Linked DNA regions of Mus musculus: region 1 is linked to region 2. A link is a loop called in an ENCODE intact Hi-C map of the cell type or tissue named here. Cell type or tissue: left cerebral cortex. All regions are shown on one strand. Each heading gives the region's core, and the rest is flanking DNA. Links, peaks and the distances in the headings are about the cores only.

What was found. Peaks named below come from ENCODE experiments on the same cell type or tissue, not always from the same donor. Only the 100,000 strongest peaks of a DNase experiment are listed, where the experiment ranks them.
Region 1: a loop joins it to region 2, with 2.7 times the contacts of the local background. A loop is called at or near these places in 3 of 42 quality-filtered maps.

Annotation. Positions count from the first base shown.
Region 1 is chr10:40,645,436-40,654,587 of GRCm38, reverse strand. It overlaps Ddo (D-aspartate oxidase), which reads right to left. Exons shown (of 5, transcript NM_027442.5): 5 at 4,657-7,114. The coding sequence ends at 6,547. Among named protein-coding and RNA genes, the nearest start is that of Ddo, 20 kb to the right of the region's middle. In left cerebral cortex, for the core only: a CTCF peak has its summit at 4,745 (motif pointing left); DNase peaks (open chromatin) are centred at 2,712, 3,787, 4,805 and 6,202; H3K27ac peaks cover 1,508 bases.
Region 2 is chr10:40,710,726-40,719,877 of GRCm38, reverse strand. The region is part of intron 1 of Mettl24 (methyltransferase like 24); the gene reads right to left. Among named protein-coding and RNA genes, the nearest start is that of Mettl24, 32 kb to the right of the region's middle. In left cerebral cortex, for the core only: no CTCF peak of the experiment used is centred there; DNase peaks (open chromatin) are centred at 2,948 and 4,500; H3K27ac peaks cover 1,406 bases.

The DNA.
Region 1 (9,152 bases), core at 2,378-6,377, 65 kb after region 2:
TTGTTCTCACAAAAAAGCCCAGGACATGGGTGAGATGGCTGAGCTGATCCCTGCAGGGATCCAGAAAGGGGCCTGGGCAGAGCCAGCTAAGCACTCAGAAGATGTACATGATGCCAGATAACCTGGGTCTGAGTGAAGAGAAATACTAAGGCCCATCACAAAACTGGGAGTGGGTTGATGCCATACAATATAAGCCAAGGTAAGTTCAGTTCCAGGGTGAAGGCTGTGAGCAGCTGGCTCCGGGCCAGGTCATCAGGTGCCCTGAGCTGAGGAAGTCAATTGCTCCACTAACAATTGAGAAAGCCTCTGTTATATTTTTAAGGGATCTGGTTAACGTGTTCCCTTGGCTACTTAGGGCTGTGATTTATAGACAGCAAAGTCACTTAGGATAATAAAACCCCCAGGTCTGGCAGCAAACTGCTGAGATTTTTCAAGAAGAAAGATACCATTTAAACATCTCAATCCGCTTTTCTCCGGTGAGTGATATCCTGAGGAAAAAGGCTTCAAAAGTATCTCCATCCGTCACACATTCAAGAAGAAAGATGAGAGAGATTGAGGAAGGAAATACTAGAAAAGCTGTGTTCATTTCAAACCTTTGACATTAGCAGAGACTGTGGCAGGTTTGTAAGAACTACAACTCCCAGCAGGCAGGGCGCTACTGTTCTCCATTATTTCTAAAAACTATTAATTGACTGAGAAAAATTGGCTTAAATATCAATTGGTGTTTGTGGCCAGCCTGGGCTGCTACAGACCCTGTAGGAAAGGCTGAGTATAGTGATGCACGCCTTTAATCCCCATACTCAGGAAACAGAGAGACAGGCAGAGGCAGGGGCAGGGGCAGGGGCAGGGGCAGGGGCAGAGGCAGAGTATCTCTGTGAGTGCAAGGCCAGCTTGGTCTACATGGTAACATCCAGGACAACCAGAACTACATAGTGAGTTCCTGTCTTGATAAAGGGGGGGGGGGGGGAGGAGGAAAAGAAGAGAAAAGGGTTAGGGAGAGGAAAGGAGAAGGAAGGAAGGAAGGAAGGAAGGAAGGAAAGAAAAGGGAAAGAGGCAAAGAGTTAGGGAAGGGGAAGCAGAAAGAGAGAGAGGAGAGAGAGAGAGAGAAAGAGAGCTCATCTGAATGCATCTATTCTGTAATAGGAATATGTGTCATTTTAAAATAGCTTATCTTCTATACATTACACACAGCTGGGCTGTGGTCTTTCTGTTCAACATCTTTTCTTTCCAAGTGAATAAAATCCCAAACTCTCAACATAACCTTTGTCCACAGAAGCGCCATGCTGACAATGACAGTGTCTCAAAGTAGCTGTGTTCCCCAGGTCACAGCACAGCAGGCACACACTCAGCCACAAAGGCCCCACACTTGAAAGCAGGGATTTAAGAGAGAAATCAGTTGTCCTCTGTGTCTAAAAAGCACCAAAAAAAAAAATCATAAATGGTGTTCCAAAATTGGAAACAGAGAAGTAAAACAGGTGTCCCATTCTCAGACAGCAGCAATTTCCAGTAAAAAATCCTACTTACATAAAGTGAAATCTTCTTAGAAATAAAGACCAGTTATGGGTGGTTTATTTCATGTGCTAATTGCCTGGGTTACAAGCACCCAAATAGCTGGTCGAATGTGGACATGGGTGTGGATATGGGAATGTCTCCAGAAGAGATGAGCCTTTGATTTAGTTCCCTCCTTCTACTGTGGGTTCTGCTGTGGGTCCTGGAAGATGAACTTCGGTTGTCAGGTGCTGGCCCCTGTCTGCTTCTCCCCCTCAGGGTAGCGAAGCCTGTGGTGCATCAGGCTGAATTGGAGGAAGAGAAGCTCAGAAGGACCTGGGTACGTGCAGGCAGTATCTTGATCAACTGCAAGTGTGCAAAGAACACGCACATGCGGGAACAGCTTCAGAGAACTGTTTCCGTTGATTGGGGGAGCAAAGGCTATTTAAACCTTTGGGGGTGGGTAGGGGCTATAGGCATATGTATATCATTGGTCAGAGCCAGGGTTCTGGAAATGCCTCATTTGCACAAAGAGGAATACATGACCTTATAAGACAAAAGGAAGTTTGCCAGGCTAAGTGGGGCAAAGATGGGGGTGGAGATGGGGGCACAGGACTACATATGCCAGGACATGTAGGCCCAGGAATGGAGTGGGAGAGATCCTACTCCTGTCAGTTTCGGGATGAGATTTTCAGGGTTTGGACAGGCTTTGACTCCACTCTTGCTCCAGGCCTGCTCCTTCTGGTACCACGGTTCTCTGACCCACAGTCAGGTTTGAGTGGCAAATGCTTTTATCCACTGAGCTATTTTACTGACCAGAGATGATGACTGAGTTCTGAAGTGTGGCATGAGACAGCCAGTGCAGGCCTGAATGGATGGAAGGGGGGGTGGGGGGGATGAATCTCTTCTCTGCCGGAACTGGGCTGTCTCCTGACCTTCACACCCAGACTGGAGCTGCCCTGGTTCTCAGGCTTCAGGCCTGGACTAGAGCTGAACCACTTGCTTTCCTGGATGAAGGTGGAGAGTTCCATCATCTGCAAAATGGAGATCTTAGAGCCATCTGCTCAGCCTCCATGATCACATGATCTGTCATGGCCCCCTTATGATAAATCTCTATAGAGCTGTATGTTGGCTTTATTTCTTTGAAGAATGCTGACTAATATACCAGCCAAAAGAAAAATGAGGGCTAGTTCTTTAATGCTTGTGTGGGAGTCGGCCTGAATCCCTTGCATTTGGCAGGTACTCAAAGAAGGCAGAGGAGTTAGAAAGCTTTGGAATAGAAGAGGGGGAAGGCATCAGTAATGTGCTGATTGGAGACCTTCCACATGGGAAACGGCAAGCAGGCCCACAAAGACAGACATCCACAATCACTGGATAGTGGTGCATATTTTGATTCCTTGGGTTGATCCAAATTTAGAAGGAAAGACAAAATTAAGGAAGATCTTGGTTATCAATCATGCTCTGAGCATTTTGTGTCAATCCTTACAGAAGTATTGTTTAGGTTTCTGGATTGGAGCCATGCAAGTCTGACACACAGCAGGCTGGTTTCCTGTGCTGCATCTTGGGGGATGATTCCCTGGACAGAAGGCTGCAGGTCATGGCTCAGACCTCTGTTGTCTTACGTGTGCAGGCTGTTGTCCATGTGTATAGTCTACCTCTCATCTTTCAGACAGGCGCTGTCTCTCAGCAGCTAACCTCCAGCTGTTGAGGTAATTTCCAGCATTTCTAGAGAGCCATTACAGGAGATAGCTAATTCTCACAGGCCGCCTTCTCCAGAGTGCATAAGGATGAACCTGCTGAAGCCAGCACACTCTCCCAGCTCTGCAACATGGTGGCAAGGGAGAATGGGAGGGAAGGTAAGCTTATAGCAGCAGCAGTAGCTCTAAGGGAAAGGCTCAGTCAGAGCCCTGTGGACAGCTCTAAACACACACTAATGCCGCTGCACCTCCTCCTCCTTCACCCCTTGTCTTCGAAATTCTGCTGTAACAGAGCAAGGCTGAGCAACAGGATCCACCCCCACCCCCACCCCCACCCTTAACTCCCTATGTGATCTTAAGATGCAGCCCAGAAGGGCAGCTCATGACCAACATGAATAATATCCTTTGAGAAATACCAAGGAAGCCTTCAGCAATTAGTGACAATGAAATCGGGGCAGGTAGCCAGGACGCCTCTGATCTTTCAGTCTTACAGTGTGGAGCTTTAGAGATATAAAATGGGTGTGAAACTGAGCCAGAATGGCAAACAGGAAGAGGTCATGGAGTGTGGGAGACTTGAGATGCAAAATGCAGAGGCTGGGCATCCACATGGTGCAAGAACCGGATGAGGAGACATTTAAAGCACGTTCGAGCCACATGGTGTCCCAGCACTGAGGGGCTGTAGACCCAGGTCCCCACCCCTACCCAAGGTGCTGTTTACAGTCGACACCTGATGGCAAAGTGGAAGTCAGTGTTCTCCATTGGTGTGGCACTCCACATATCAACCACACTCCACGGCATGCCCAGGCGTACACAATGAATTCTGTAGCTTCGAGTTTTGCTTGGGTTACTTTTTTTTTTAAATGGGCTTTTTGGTTTTGTCCATTTATTTTAGGTTTTTGGGGTTTTTTGGATTTTTTTGTCTTGTTGGGGGTTTGAGGGGGTTACACTTTTTTCATTTTTGAGTTCTTGTGGGTGTTTTAGGTTTTTTGAGAGAGACCATAAAGGTGTGGGGATAGGGAAGTGAGGAGAGTCTGAGTTGCCTAGGAAAGGGGGAAGCATGAGAAAGTACATTGTATGAAAAATGTGACTTGCCCCGTGAGGGACAAGACTCCCGCTGTATCAAGTGACACCCTTTGTTTTTATTTGTAACCATTAAAAAGGTTACCTTGTCATGTTAAGATGCCAGTTTTTCATGCTACATTTCCCATGCAGTGCACATGTTCTAAATTGATGTAAATACAGGCATTTCTTGTCTACTTTAAATAGAGTTCAGAATAGTTTAATTTTGGCCATAGGAACTCTAGTCTCCACAATAAAAAGAAAAAGAAGGAAGAGAACAAGGAAGAGGAGAAGGAGGAGGAGGAGGAAGAAGAGGAGGAGGAAGAGAAGAGAAGAGAAGAGAAGAGAAGAGAAGAGAAGAGAAGAGAAGAGAAGAGAAGAGAAGAGAAGAGAAGAGATCACACACACTTCCTTATTTTATTTTTATTTTATTTTATATCTTGTCATTTCTAAATTTTCAGATGCTCTGGTTTATTTGAGATTGATACAACATCGCCCCCTGGTGAAAATTAATAGAAATGAGACTGCTTGATTTAACAAGAATTTTTGTAGCCCATTAAACACTGTTTGGTATGAAACCCCAGCTCAGTGCTCTCTTCAAACAAAATCGCACACGAAACCTCAACAAAAACGCAAACACAAGCTTCTTGTCCATAAGTTTTATAATGTTTTTAAAAGATTTATTTAATTCCTCTGTGTGTGTGTGTGTGTGTGTGTGTGTGTGTGTGTGTGTGTACCTACAAAGGCCAGAAGAGTATGTTGGAAACCCTGAAGCTGTAGTTACAGGAGGTTGTAGGCACTTCATGGGCACTAGGAAACAAACTCTTGTCTGCTGGAAGAGCAACAAGCAATCTTAATTGTTGAGCCATCTCTCCAGCCCTGTCCCTATACTTATGGCCAATCGTAAGACTCCTAGGAGGTTCAAAACAGGCTTTATTATTCAACAACAACAACAAAAAAGTACTTCTCTCCAAAATGTAATGACATCCCTGCTCCAGGATTGCTTACTTCAGTGAACAATCTTCTCCCAGGCCAAAAACCCTCCCGAGGACCTACAATGAACCCGGGACGGTAAAGGTTCTGAGTAGCCTGAAGTTAGGGAGCCAGGTAAAATTATTCAACTCAGCAATTCTCAAACTTACATTATCACAAGACATATTCCCTTTCTCCCCAATACTTGCGACATGAACACTTTGTGTCGTATGTCATTTAAAAAAATGATTGTTTCGTCTCCATTAGCAAATTAGCTCCTAGGTCGCATAGACGATTCAGTCTCCAACAGTGCTCATTCACTGCGCAGTCAGCAGCTCTTGATCATTTGTGGTAATGAAGTATGCAGCCTCCACGATTGCTATGGTAAATCCCTCCTGGCAGCTTGACAAGATAGGGGATTGCTTAAGACAGACGTAAAGCCCGCCCTTTGGGTGGGGCTGAAGGTGTTTCTAGATATGGATGACCTAATCGATGACTCAATCCATGGACAGATTTGAGAATTAAATGAACTGTTGGGAGATGGTAGAGGTATAGGAGGAAAGTTGGGACGGGGAGTAGACAACTGGGAATGAGCGCTTAGACACTGTCACCCCATCTGCCCTGCTACCTGTTCACACTGCTTTCTTGCAGATGTGAGTTGAACAGCTCTGTTCTACAAGGCCCTCCCTGGCGCTATGGGCTGCAGCTATGAACAATGCTTTAGGTTGTTTCTGTTAGGTGTTTGGTCCCAGAAACAACAAAACAGACACAAAGTTGCTCCAAAACTGGCGCAGCCTTCGAGGGCAACTCCACCTCTGTCAGCTACCATGAATACCAGCTGGCGTGAGGAAGCTGCTGCTGCCTACCCTCGGTTAAATACCGGGGGTCCACACTGTGTGGTCCCATCTAGTGGGATGATAACTTCCTCTGTTGGCTCTATGACCTGAGAGGATCATGCACAGCTCTAGGGCTGACAGGGAGCCAAGTATATTTCTCACACATTAATCTTCTCTTATGTGCTTATGTGCTTCTGAGCCAAAAATACGAACTCCCTATCGCTTACATCATTCATATAAGTTAGCATTCGATCCTCCCCAAATCTACCCCATAGAACAAGTATTTTTAAATAGCACATATTTTGACAAAAACCGAGCTTTGTGTTCTGTGTCATTACTGACAAGCTTTCTAAGTCTACTGATACTCATTGCGTAAAAACAAAGAAGGTCAGACTCAACGTTCAAGCAGTATGAAAGTTACGAGACCCGGTTACGGACCTTAAATTGTGCTTTGACCCATATCACCTGGATTAGCTGCTGTTACTTGGTGTCAGCTACAGCTTCGACAAGGAAGCAGGGGTCCTGAGGGTATGGATACACTCCATCACCAGCCTGGTGGCTTCCAGAGCAGAGCCCCAGTGCACAGAGATGCCCCCACTCCCGTGGCCGTAGTTGTGGACCACAGGCAGCGTCTGTTGTCCCCGGACTAGGATCTCCTTCTGCAGCCGCACACCTGGCCTGCTGGGTCTCAGCCCCACTTTCTCTTTTATGTCGTAGGCTCTGTGGAGGGAAGGCTCGAGAGTGCAGCATCGAGAAAAAATCTCTCTGCTAAGTTCTGCATCTGGGGATCGATTCCAGTCTCCTTTCTGTCTAGTTCCTCCCAGGGTTACATAGGACATACCAGGGTAAACATAAGTCAGCCCGCCCCCATCTCGGATGAAATGCTTCACCCAGGGGGCCCGTGCCTGGAGCACCTGGCCCCTTACCGGGGAAATCATGGGGTCACCTACAAGTCGCCGGCTTCCCAGGCCTGAGCAATTGACCACGATATCAAAAGATGGCTGCAGCTCCCACAGGTCTTCTATTCTCCTGGTGAGTAGCAGACCTCCACTCCCCTTTATCCTGGGAAAGAGAGACTGGGGTGAGCCTTGGTAGCCACCGCTCACCCACTTCCCAGAAATGAAGGGTGACTGGAACAAAAGGCTTTCGGGCGCTTTGAGGGTTCACCCGCATCGCATCAAAGTCGGGCTCTGTGCTTGGCCAGTAGAGATTCCTGTGGTTAATCTTTGGAAATCCAAACCAAAGAAAAATCACAAATTGTTCCTCTAATATTCCACAGAGTTCCTTTATCTAGATGCAAAACAAATACCAAATTGAGCTGTGCTTTAAACACCCAAGCACTCCTTGCTCAGATGCTCCTGCTCCTGCTCCTGCTCCTGCTCCTGCTCCTGCTCCTGCTCCTGCTCCTGCTCCTGCTCCTGCTCCTGCTCCTGCTCCTGCTCCTGCTCCTGCTCCTGCTCCTGCTCCTGCTCCTGCTCCTCCTCCTCCTGCTCCTCCTCCTCCTCCTGCTTCTCCTCCTGCTCCTCCTCCTCCTCCTGCTCCTCCTCCTCCTGCTCCTCCTGCTCCTGCTCCTGCTCCTGCTCCTGCGCTCCTGCTCCTGCTCCTGCTCCTCCTCCTGCTCCTCCTGCTCCTGCTCCTGCTGCTCCTGCTCCTGCTCCTGCTGCTCCTGCTCCTGCTCCTGCGCTCCTGCTCCTGCTCCTGCTCCTCCTCCTCCTGCTCCTCCTGCTCCTGCTCCTGCTCCTGCTCCTGCTCCTGCTCCTGCTCCTGCTCCTGCGCTCCTGCTCCTGCTCCTGCTCCTCCTTCTGCTCCTCCTCCTCCTGCTCCTCCTGCTCCTGCTCCTGCTCCTGCTGCTCCTGCTCCTGCGCTCCTGCTCCTGCTCCTCCTCCTCCTGCTCCTCCTGCTCCTGCTCCTGCTCCTGCTCCTGCCTCCTGCTCCTGCTCCTCCTTCTGCTCCTCCTCCTCCTGCTCCTCCTGCTCCTGCTCCTGCTCCTGCTCCTGCGCTCCTGCTCCTGCTCCTGCTCCTCCTTCTGCTCCTCCTCCTGCTCCTGCTCCTGCTCCTGCTCCTGCTCCTGCTCCTGCTTCTCCTGCTCCTGCTCCTGCTCCTGCTCCTGCTCCTGCTCCTGCTCCTGCTCCTCCTCCTGCTCCTGCTCCTGCTCCTGCTCCTGCTCCTGCTCCTGCTCCTGGTCCTGGTCCTGCTCCTCCTCCTCCTGCTCCTGCTCCTCCTCCTGCTCCTGGTCCTCCTCCTGCTCCTGCTCCTGCTCCTGCTCCTGCTCCTGCTCCTGCTCCTGCTGCTCCTGCTGCTGCTGCTCCTGCTGCTCCTGCTCCTGCTCCTGCTCCTCCTCCTGCTCCTTCTCCTGCTCCTGCTCCTTCTCCTGCTCCTGCTCCTGCTCCTGCTCCTGCTCCTCCTCCTCCTGCTCCTTCTCCTGCTCCTGCTCCTGCTCCTGCTCCTGCTCCTGCTCCTCCTCCTGCTCCTGATCCTGCTCCTGCTCCTGCTCCTGCTCCTGCTCCTGCTCCTGCTCCTGCTCCTGCTCCTGCTCCTGCTCCTGCTCCTGCTCCTGCTCCTGCTCCGTCATAGGCTGTTAATTCTTGCATGTGCCTTGGGATTTGTCAGCTCTCTCTAGTAGATGGTTGCTCCATGTTCCCTCTCTGTCTCTATCTCTGTCTGTCACACACACAAACACCTGCTCACTCACAGGTACGAGGGATGTTTTTACAAAAGGAACAATACAGAGAACTGATGGAATAAATGACCACTTATTGTTGGACCAAATGAGAAGGAATGGCTTAGCCAAGCCTCATAATCATTGTTGAATTGTAGGCTAATACACACAGAGTAAAACCTCACCACAGGGGCCATTTCTAAGTAGCTCAGTAGCCCTAAGCTCATTTGTATCATTGTATGACCCTTACCACCACCCATCCCAGAGACTTTTCTTATTGAATGGAGAAATTCTGTAGCCATTTAAAAAAAATAACCCCAGTAATCTTGTCATCATAATCTTAATCCCCTGTAATCTTATAATCGTATTCCTGGGTTACTTATAGGATACAGGGGATTTACTCTAAGAGACTCTTGGCAGTACTGTTCAACAGATGCAGGT
Region 2 (9,152 bases), core at 2,657-6,656:
CCCCACAGCCACCGCCACAGCTGACAGTGGGACAGCAGCCACCTGTGCATACACTGAGAGGAAGCAAGGCTGTCAATGGAAGTCACTGGAGACACTGGGCGATGCTTGAGCAAAGATGGCGCCTGTGAGAACAGCTCATACAGGCACGAGGGAGAGAACCAAATGCCCACAGGCTCCCAGCCGAGCCCCATACCATTTACCATGAAATAGGACTCATGGTAAATGAGTTTACAGACAAAGCTGTCACGTCCCTCTGAAAATGGCATCAGATACACATAACTGTGCATGTGTACATGTGTGCATATCTCGGTGTTAAATGTGCATTTATTCACGTGAACTATTTCTCATCTTATAATGTCCATATTTCATAGCATTCACACCATTCCCCTCTGGCCCTTAGGTACTCATACTGTCCTGGAAGCTTCGGGAAATCCTACCTGACAATTAGAGATAAGACTTTGCTTCCAGGATATTCTTTGCATGATTCTATATTTATAGGACATTTTTTCTTCCCGAATGTACTATAAATCATAGTGGCTGACACATTAGCAAAAGCCCAGTGAAGGTTTTCTGTGGGAAACTGCCAACCGTGTGAAAGAAGGCAGGCAAAGCTGGCTGGATGCCTCGGGATCCAAAAGCACTTAAGCCTCGAACCTAAATGGAAGGAAAATTTCTTTCTCACTAAGTGCCCCTCTCAGAACATGAGGAATTGCTGAAGGAAGCAGGCCTTTCTGGGGGTCTGCTATTATCAGCTTGCTGCTGTGTAACATCTGGCCTTGGGATTCTTTTGCGACAAGAGAATGAGCCTCTCCAAAGTTGGAAGTGAAGCTGCTGCTGGCTATGGGTTTTACCCAGACCCTTTCCCCACGGCAGACTGGAAATAATGAAGGAACAGACTACGCAAATAAATAGCGCAGATATAAGCTGAGGAGATTCTGTAAGCGTTGTTTTTTGTTTGTTTGTTTGTTTTTTGTTTTATGAGACAGGGTTTCTCTGTGTAGCCCTGGCTGTCCTGGAACTCACTCTGTAGACCAAGCTGGCCTCGAACTCAGAAATCCGCCTGCCTCTGCCTCCCGAGTGCTGGGATTAAAGGCATGCATCACCACGACCCGCACTGTAAGCGTTCTTAATAGTATGTCAGCAGCTGGGAGAACGTGTCTTCTAGGTATGACAGGGGAGCTTCACCACGAACTCTCAACAATTTGGTTGCCTGAACAAGACTAACAAAATGAAAACACGAGTGGGCGGGTCAACACGGAGGGAAGTTCCACCTGGTCCCACAGCTCGATGCTTTCTGACACAGCCCGACCCAGTTTCCCCAGGGACTCCTACACGGACCGTCCAATCACAAGTGCTCAGCCTCAGACGCATGCGCACATGAGCAAAGCTAAATAAATAGACTCGGTGGGTTATATAGGCTTATGTGCACACACACACACACACACACACACACACACACACACACACATAAGTAACAATAATAATTAAAGAAGAGCTCATGAGTCTGGGAGGAGAGGGCACTGGAGAGATTGGAGAGGGGAGGGAGGGTGGATCATGCACGAGGATCTCAAAAAATAAAATAAAATTAAGAAAACAACTTGTGGCCTCGAACTCAGAAATCCGCCTGCCTCTGCCTCCCCAGTGCTGGGATTAAAGGCGTGCGCCACCATGCCCGGCTTAAAATCCTTTTTAAAACTGCAATTTTTAGAGAGCATAGAAGGCACAGTCGTTATGCTTGAAGAGAATGATTGTCTTGAAAGGAGCCTTAAACATAACCTAGAGCACACTGTGTCATGTCCTCCACACAATTATCAAAGAAAATGAGCCTGCAAGAGGCAAAGTGACAAACCCAAGTCCCAAGGAGGAGGTGGCAGACAGCGGTGGAACTCAAATGGCTAGCCCCACACTTGCTCTCTACGCCATCCTGCCTCCATGCTGGCTCTGTTCTAACTCCCCACTCATGGTTGTCTTGATCCTATAGATAGGCCAAGCTACTAGAAACTTCAGAAGGGCCTATGCAGGAAAAGCACAGTGGCTGGCCTGCACTCACACAGTCATTGATGCAGTGGGAACAAATTTGTAAAACTGTTTATCCATAAGATAGCGGGCATGCTAAGAAACTCGCCCATGCATCTGACAACGTTATGTATAATAAATGCTCAGTAGTTAAAAGGGAGGGTTAAGTTGATCTAGGCCGTGCTGATGGATGGTGATATCAGGGTCACACGAGCCTCTGAATGACAGCAGCAATTGAGACTGTGTGCTTCATCGCCTTCTCCAACCCACACTGAATATGTAGCAAGAGTGAGGAATAAAATTAGTTGTTTTAAACCCTCTTAAATTTGAAATCCACATGAATGTTTGTTACTGCAGCATTACCTAGCCTGTCCTGACTGACAGGCACTGAGGGGGTAAAAGACATTTACTACTGAGATGGCCACATGGTCACAGAATCTTCCCAGTGCCACACCTTTAGAGACTGAATAGAGGGAACAGGCAAACAATGGGCTGTTTGGGATTCTTAGATAGAGAAAGAAAAGAAATACAGCCAAGGACAACTGAGAGTCAAGACACAGAGGAGCTAGGGCACACTCTGAAGGAACCTATAAGGAAATTTCTGTGGCAAAACTAGTCCTACTGTGTGATCTGTTCTCTAAGTGCATCTGGCTTATACCACACTGAGCCAGGGCTTCCCCTCCTGTCCAGGACCCTCCCTCTTCTTTATTAGTTTATTAATTTGGGGGCAGGGTAGGAGAATTCACTAACTTGTACTAGGTTCAAAGCTGGCTTATCCTTTCTGGTCCAGTGTTAGTCACAAGCTGCTTTTAAGAGTCCTAGTTTTTCAGGCCTCTGCTATGTGCAAAGTAAACTACGTGGGGCAGATGCTTTGCTGATATTCTTCTTGCCTCTCACTTTGTACTATTTGGTATGATCTGATGCAGGGGAGTTGGCTTAACTAGGAGCCTTATGAAGACACCACATGTCCCTTGCAATCCCCCACAGAACTGGTTCCAAGGGACATTTTTACATTAGTTTAAATGCCAGAGAGAAAAGAGCATGATACATCTCTCAGAGTTGAGAACGGCGTTTTTATTAATTTGGGGGCAGGGTAGGAGAATTCACTAACTTGGCTTTGTAGAAATACCTTAAAGTAGCTAAATATAACTGCTTTTACTCAGACAGAAATAAGCTGTGAAATCTGAGAGTCCTTGATTCAGTTCTGCTCACATAAAAATAAAAATCAGGGTCTAGAGAGATTGTGGGAACTAAAGGGGGTAGGGGAAGAAATGGGGAGAGCGAATAGCCCACGTCCGGCCAGAGTTCTTCCTATGCTCTGGGCAGGCGGACTGACGCTTTCTGGGAGGGCTGCCAGACATTTTCCACTCAGCCCTGGGTGGGCATCTAAGTCACTGACCCCACTCAACGAGGGGTGGACAAGGGGCAGCCCCTAACCAGGGGCCCAGAGCGACACCCTGTAGCCCCAGGGTTACAGGAGAGAGGGCTGAGGGAGAGAGGTTCTCACACAGGTGAGAGTCTGCGCATTGGGTCTTGATGAACAGAGACAGTCTTTGGTTTTAGAGCTTTATTGTAGAAAGGCAGGGGGAAAGGAGAGGAAGTGGAAAGAGAGAGACCGGCCATGGCCAAGAGGGGAGAAGGGGGAAAGAGAGAGAGAGAGAGAAGAAAGGCTAGAGAGTAAGAAAGAGAGAAGGAGAAAGTGAGAGGAGAGTAAGGGCACTAAGAGCAAGAGAGTGAGGAGTAAGAGAGTGAGGTAGGGCCAAGCAGCCCCTCTTATTGTATCCTGTTATCTTTACTGTTGCTAGGTAACTGGGAAGGAGTTAAGCCTGAAGGTCAGAAACTTGGGACATTGTCTATGTGACTGCTAGCCATGCTTCTCCTGTGGGGGCTGTGGGGGCTATGGGGGCTGTGGGAGCTGTGGGGGCTGTAACTTCTACAGGAGCCAGAGTTCCAGGAGACATGAGAGAATGAGTGAATTTATCACCACCAGGGGTTCAACATCTAGCCTCAACTGGAAACCAGGCTGTCTGTGCATAGCCCAATGCCCCACAAGAGATGGCTCAGCAGTTACAGGGAGCACTGTGTGCTCTTCCTGAAGACTCTGGTCTGATTCCCAGCACCCATGTGGTGGCTCACAATCACCTGTGACTCCAATTCCAGGGGTTGCAAACGGCCTCTTCTAGCCTTCTCAGGCACCAGGCATGAAGCACCCACACATAAAAAAAATAAATAAATAAAAATACTAATTTAAAGAAAAATCAAGGATGACAACTAGAGTTAGCCAAAATTTTGAGGAGAAATTACAGAAAGTATTTTTGAGAATTTAAAGCATGTCATGAAAGATTAGCGCTTGTGGGCCAAGGAGATGGCTCAGCAAAGGAAGTACTATCAGCCACACAGCAAACATGAAGATTGACGTTCAAGTCCCCAGAATGCCAGGAAATGGCAAGTGGGCATGGCAGCTGCTCAGCACAGAGGATCCCAGGAGCAAGCTCACTTACTACACACACTAGCAGGATTGCCAAGCTCTGGACTCAAGGCAGAAACACTGCCTCAGTGAACAAGGTGGAGAGTAATCAGGAAACACTGCTGGTATCAACCTTGGGATGCCACATCCGTGCACACACACATGTGCCCACACACATGCGAACATGCTCACACATGAATATTTTAAGCAGATTTATGGGGCTGGGACTGTAGCTCAGTGGCACGGTGACTTTCTGGGGTCCTCAGTATCACCAAACCAGAAATTTGTTTCTTTCTTTTCTTTTCTTTTCTTTTCTTTTCTTTTCTAATTAAACACTCATATACTAGTCATTATACATTATAGTAGAAACACTTTGAGAGGTTGACCGGGAGGGCTGAGATACAGTCACACTGTGTGTAGCCAAAGGCTGGCTTCCAATCCTTCTGTCTTGGCTTCCAGAGTGCTGAGGCTATAGGCACACACCACCACAGAAACACTAGTATCTCCACAAAATCAGTGACCTGACATTCGAAGTGTCTTTGCTGTAAACCCCTGCTGCTAACAGCTTTGTTTATTTTCACTAGCAATCATCGCATTTGTTCCCAGACCAGTCCATACCAGTTTGACAGATTTTGGAAATGACAGCTTAACTGGTCATTAGGCAAGTCCAGGAAAAGAACAGATTCTTTTGGTATAAAAATGAAATCAGGGCAGGTTAGGTACTTCTTATGGTTTGTGAGATGTCCCCCCACAGGATCATGCGTTTAAGCTTCCAACTTAAGGTGCTGTTTGAGGAACCTTTAGAAGGTGGGGGTCTGGCTGGAGGAATTGGGTCACTGGGATGTTGCCTGGAGGGTTACAGCCACCTGCTCCCACCCCAGTGCTCTGCTTGCTGGTTGGTACCACGTGTGTACGCAACATCTCTGGCAGGCTCTCACTGCGGTGGACTTCTGTCATGCCTTCCCCACAGTGATGCACAGCAACCGCAAGCAACCAGCCAAGCCAAGCCAAGCCCTTCCTCCCTTAAGTTGCTTCTGGCAGGAACTGTGTCACCGTGACAATTTTTAGAATGCAATATTAGGTATGGATTAGCGGACTGTGAATGAATATTTTAATTACTACCATCTCAAAGCATTCTGCACTTAAACTGCTTCGCAGGTGTCAAGCTATTGCTCCATTTGAAGAAACCAACTGGAAAGGGTGGGGAGATGGAGTTTCGATGGATTTTTGTAAGACAGGCTGCAAAGTAATATTGGCAGGTTAATATACAGGCACATCTGCAGCTAAAGCAGACCTCGTGCGTGTGTGTTTTGCGATTTACTGCTTTATCTCTTCTATAACTGACCTCATTACTGCAGTGGGTGATTGTCGACACAGGGCTTTGACTCAGCGTGATAACTGGATAGTTGGAGACACTGCACAAATACCTAGTCAGAGATGGTGCGATGCTATTGACCGGCACAGAAAGATGCCAGCCCAGTATAGGTGTGAGACTGGAGAAATAGAAACAAAAATCGGAATGTGCACAAGATGGAAGAGCTGGCCTATGCTTTCCTTCATATTTATTTTCACTAGAAGCTGAATTTTCAACCTTCAAAAATTTGCTTAGCATTGACTAGTTTTATAGCACAGAGCAAGCGCTGTTTACAAATGAAATAACACAAAAATCAATAGCAAGGAGAGGCCAGTGGCTTCTATTCGAACAAGAAAATACAGCTCTTCTTGACGGTGTAACTTACGGAGGCCAAGGTAAACAACCCTGGACATCTGTAGGATGCGTGTCACAGGGCCAGGGAGTGGTTAGCTGGGGCTAGCCCGGGCATGGATGCGTGTCATAGAGCCAGGGAATGCTTAGCTGGGCCAAGCCCGCCCGGGCATGGCCCCCACTCTGCAGGCTATGCTTCACAGCAGCATGCTCCACCCCTCTGGAGTGTCACTCAGTTCAGCCCCGCCCACAGTGAAGAGACACCGGAAGAGAAATTCCTGCTGTGTGGGGGAGGGGCCCTCTCACTGAAAGGAGCCAGCCCTCTCAACCTTATCTGTCCCCATCTTAACCTAACACTCACCTCCTGGAGGAGAGACCTGTCACAGAAATCCCTGACTAGGTGAAATGTCTGAGTTCTGGAAACCCCCATGAGTCATACTGAACCATTTCCACAGTTAAGAGTTTGCAGCTTCGGGAGGGTCACGACTGCCTTCACCCCTGAGCAACAAAATTAATTACTTCACCCAGCCAGGGATTTCTGTGAAGGGTCACCCCTAGGGGAGGAGAGTGTTAGGCTAAGACATGGACAATCAGGGCTGAGTGTGTGTGTGTGTGTGTGTGTGTGTGTGTGTGTGTGTGTGTGGTTGTGCATGTGAGTTGTGCGTAAGAGAATATGTGTGAATGAATGTGTGAGTATTTGAGTATGTGAGAGTGTGGCTGTGCATGTGTTGGGGTGTGCTTATGTGAATGAGAGGATGTATTCATGTGAGTGTGTATGTGAATGTATGTGTGAACGTGTATATGCATTGTGTGTATGTGAATATATGAGTGTACATGTGTATACATGTGTGTGTGCATGTGAATGTATGAGTGAATGTGTGTATGCATATGTGTGTGCATGTGAATGTATGAGTGAATGTGTATATGCATGTGTGTGTGTGCATGTGAATGTATGAGTGAGTGTGTTTATGCATATGTGTGTGCATGTGAATGTATGAGTGAATGTGTATATGCATGTGTGTGCATGTTAATGTATGAGTGTACATGTGTATGCATGTGTGTGTATGTGAATGTATGAGTGTGTGTGTGTATGCATGTGTGTGTGTGTCTTAGGGTTTCTATTCCTGCACAAACATCATGACCAAGAGGCAAGTTGGGGAGGAAAGGGTTTATTCAGCTTACACTTCCATACTGCTGTTCATCACCAAGGAAGTCAGGAGTGGAACTCAAGCAGGTCAGGAAGCAGGAGCTGATGCAGAGGCCATGGAGGGATGTTCTTTACTGGCTTGCTTCCCCTGGATTGCTCAGCCTGCTCTCTTATAGAACCAAGACTACCAGCCCAGAGATGTTCCTACCCACAAGGGGACCTCCCACCTTGATCACTAATTGAGAAAATGCCTTACAGCTAGATCTCATGAAGGCACTTCCCTAACTGAAGCTCCATGTATGTGAGCTGTGTGTGTAAACTGTATGTGTATAAATGTATATGTTAATGTGCATAAATTTGTGTGTAATGTTCAATATTCAGCAATGCTTTCCACAGCTTTCATCAAACCATCTTTGTCACAAATTTGTAACTATAAATAAATAAATATGGACATGCACAGCTGTGTTCTCAGCCCATGTCTTCACTGCTTGTTCACTGGCAGCACCCTGAGGATCTGAGGAGGACCAAGCATCAGTGCTCCCTGGCAGTCCTCCACTCTGGAACATCAGAGGAGGACCAAGTACCAGTGCTCCCTGGCAGTCCTCCACTCTGGAACATCAGAGGAGGACCAAGTACCAGTGCTCCCTGGCAGTCCTCCACTCTGGAACATCAGAGGAGGACCAAGTACCAGTGCTCCCTGTCAGTCCTCCACTCTGCGGAATCCCCCACCCCCACCCCACTCTCTTTTTACTTTTTGTTGAAGACTGCAATCTGTTCCTATTTCTTCACTTCTATTTTTAAGTTGAAAATTTTTGGTTTCAAAATAGCTATAACCTAAAAATTCCTTGAATAAAAGACATAGAAAATTGAATTTCCAAAGTGCCTTTTCCAACTCCTTCCATGTCTGTGTGGTTTTGTTATTAAAGCATTAAAAACAAACCTTAGAAACACTTTTTGGTTTTACTGTGAAGTTAATGACGGCACCAAACACACATGTTATTTAACTCTTAGTACCACATATTACCTGTAAAAGTAAGACCTATACAGACGGATAATACAGTGTTTTCATGGTTTCGCCTCTGTGCATCACCATCCCAAGGAAGAATTGGATGCTGCTGCGTGTGCTAAGTGTCAGTCTGCCCTGCTCGCTCGGCTTTTGTAAATAAGAACATTCCTTGTCCAAGAATAAGACCTGGGCATCAGATTTTCCAAAACAATTTTCTGTTTCCAAGGTAGCCAAATAAATTCAAGCCATTTCAGTTTCAAAACTCATGTGGCTGCCTGCTCCTTACTGAGGGTCCTTTAAGTGCACATTAGTTAAATAAGCCAGCTTCTTACTATTTTTGCGCAAAATGAATATTCACCACCCAAAAGAACATTCCCGATCATAATTACATAATCAGTCCAAATTTGTTTTTAAGCAGTGTAAGGCATACTTGAAATTCTACCTAAAAGACATAGCTGAAGCCAAACTCTAAAATATATTGGTTGCTTTGGAAAATATCTTAGCTATTTCACTTTGATATAGAACCTGAATTCTATAGAAATCAACCAATTTTCTGCAATTTGGTTTTCAACAGTAATAACTGATAATAGAGAGTAGGCATGATTTAAATCTGACCTCAGCAGACCTGGTTCACACTCTTATTTCATATAGAACCAGAAACGCAACCAGGTTCCCTGTTGATGGAAAGAGAGTAATGAATGCTGTACACACAGCACTACATAAGGCCCACTTAGGGTAACAAAAGAGTAAGCCTTTGTAAGGTAGAAAGCCTTGTCTGGACCACCTCACAAATCATTGCAAAGACAAAAAG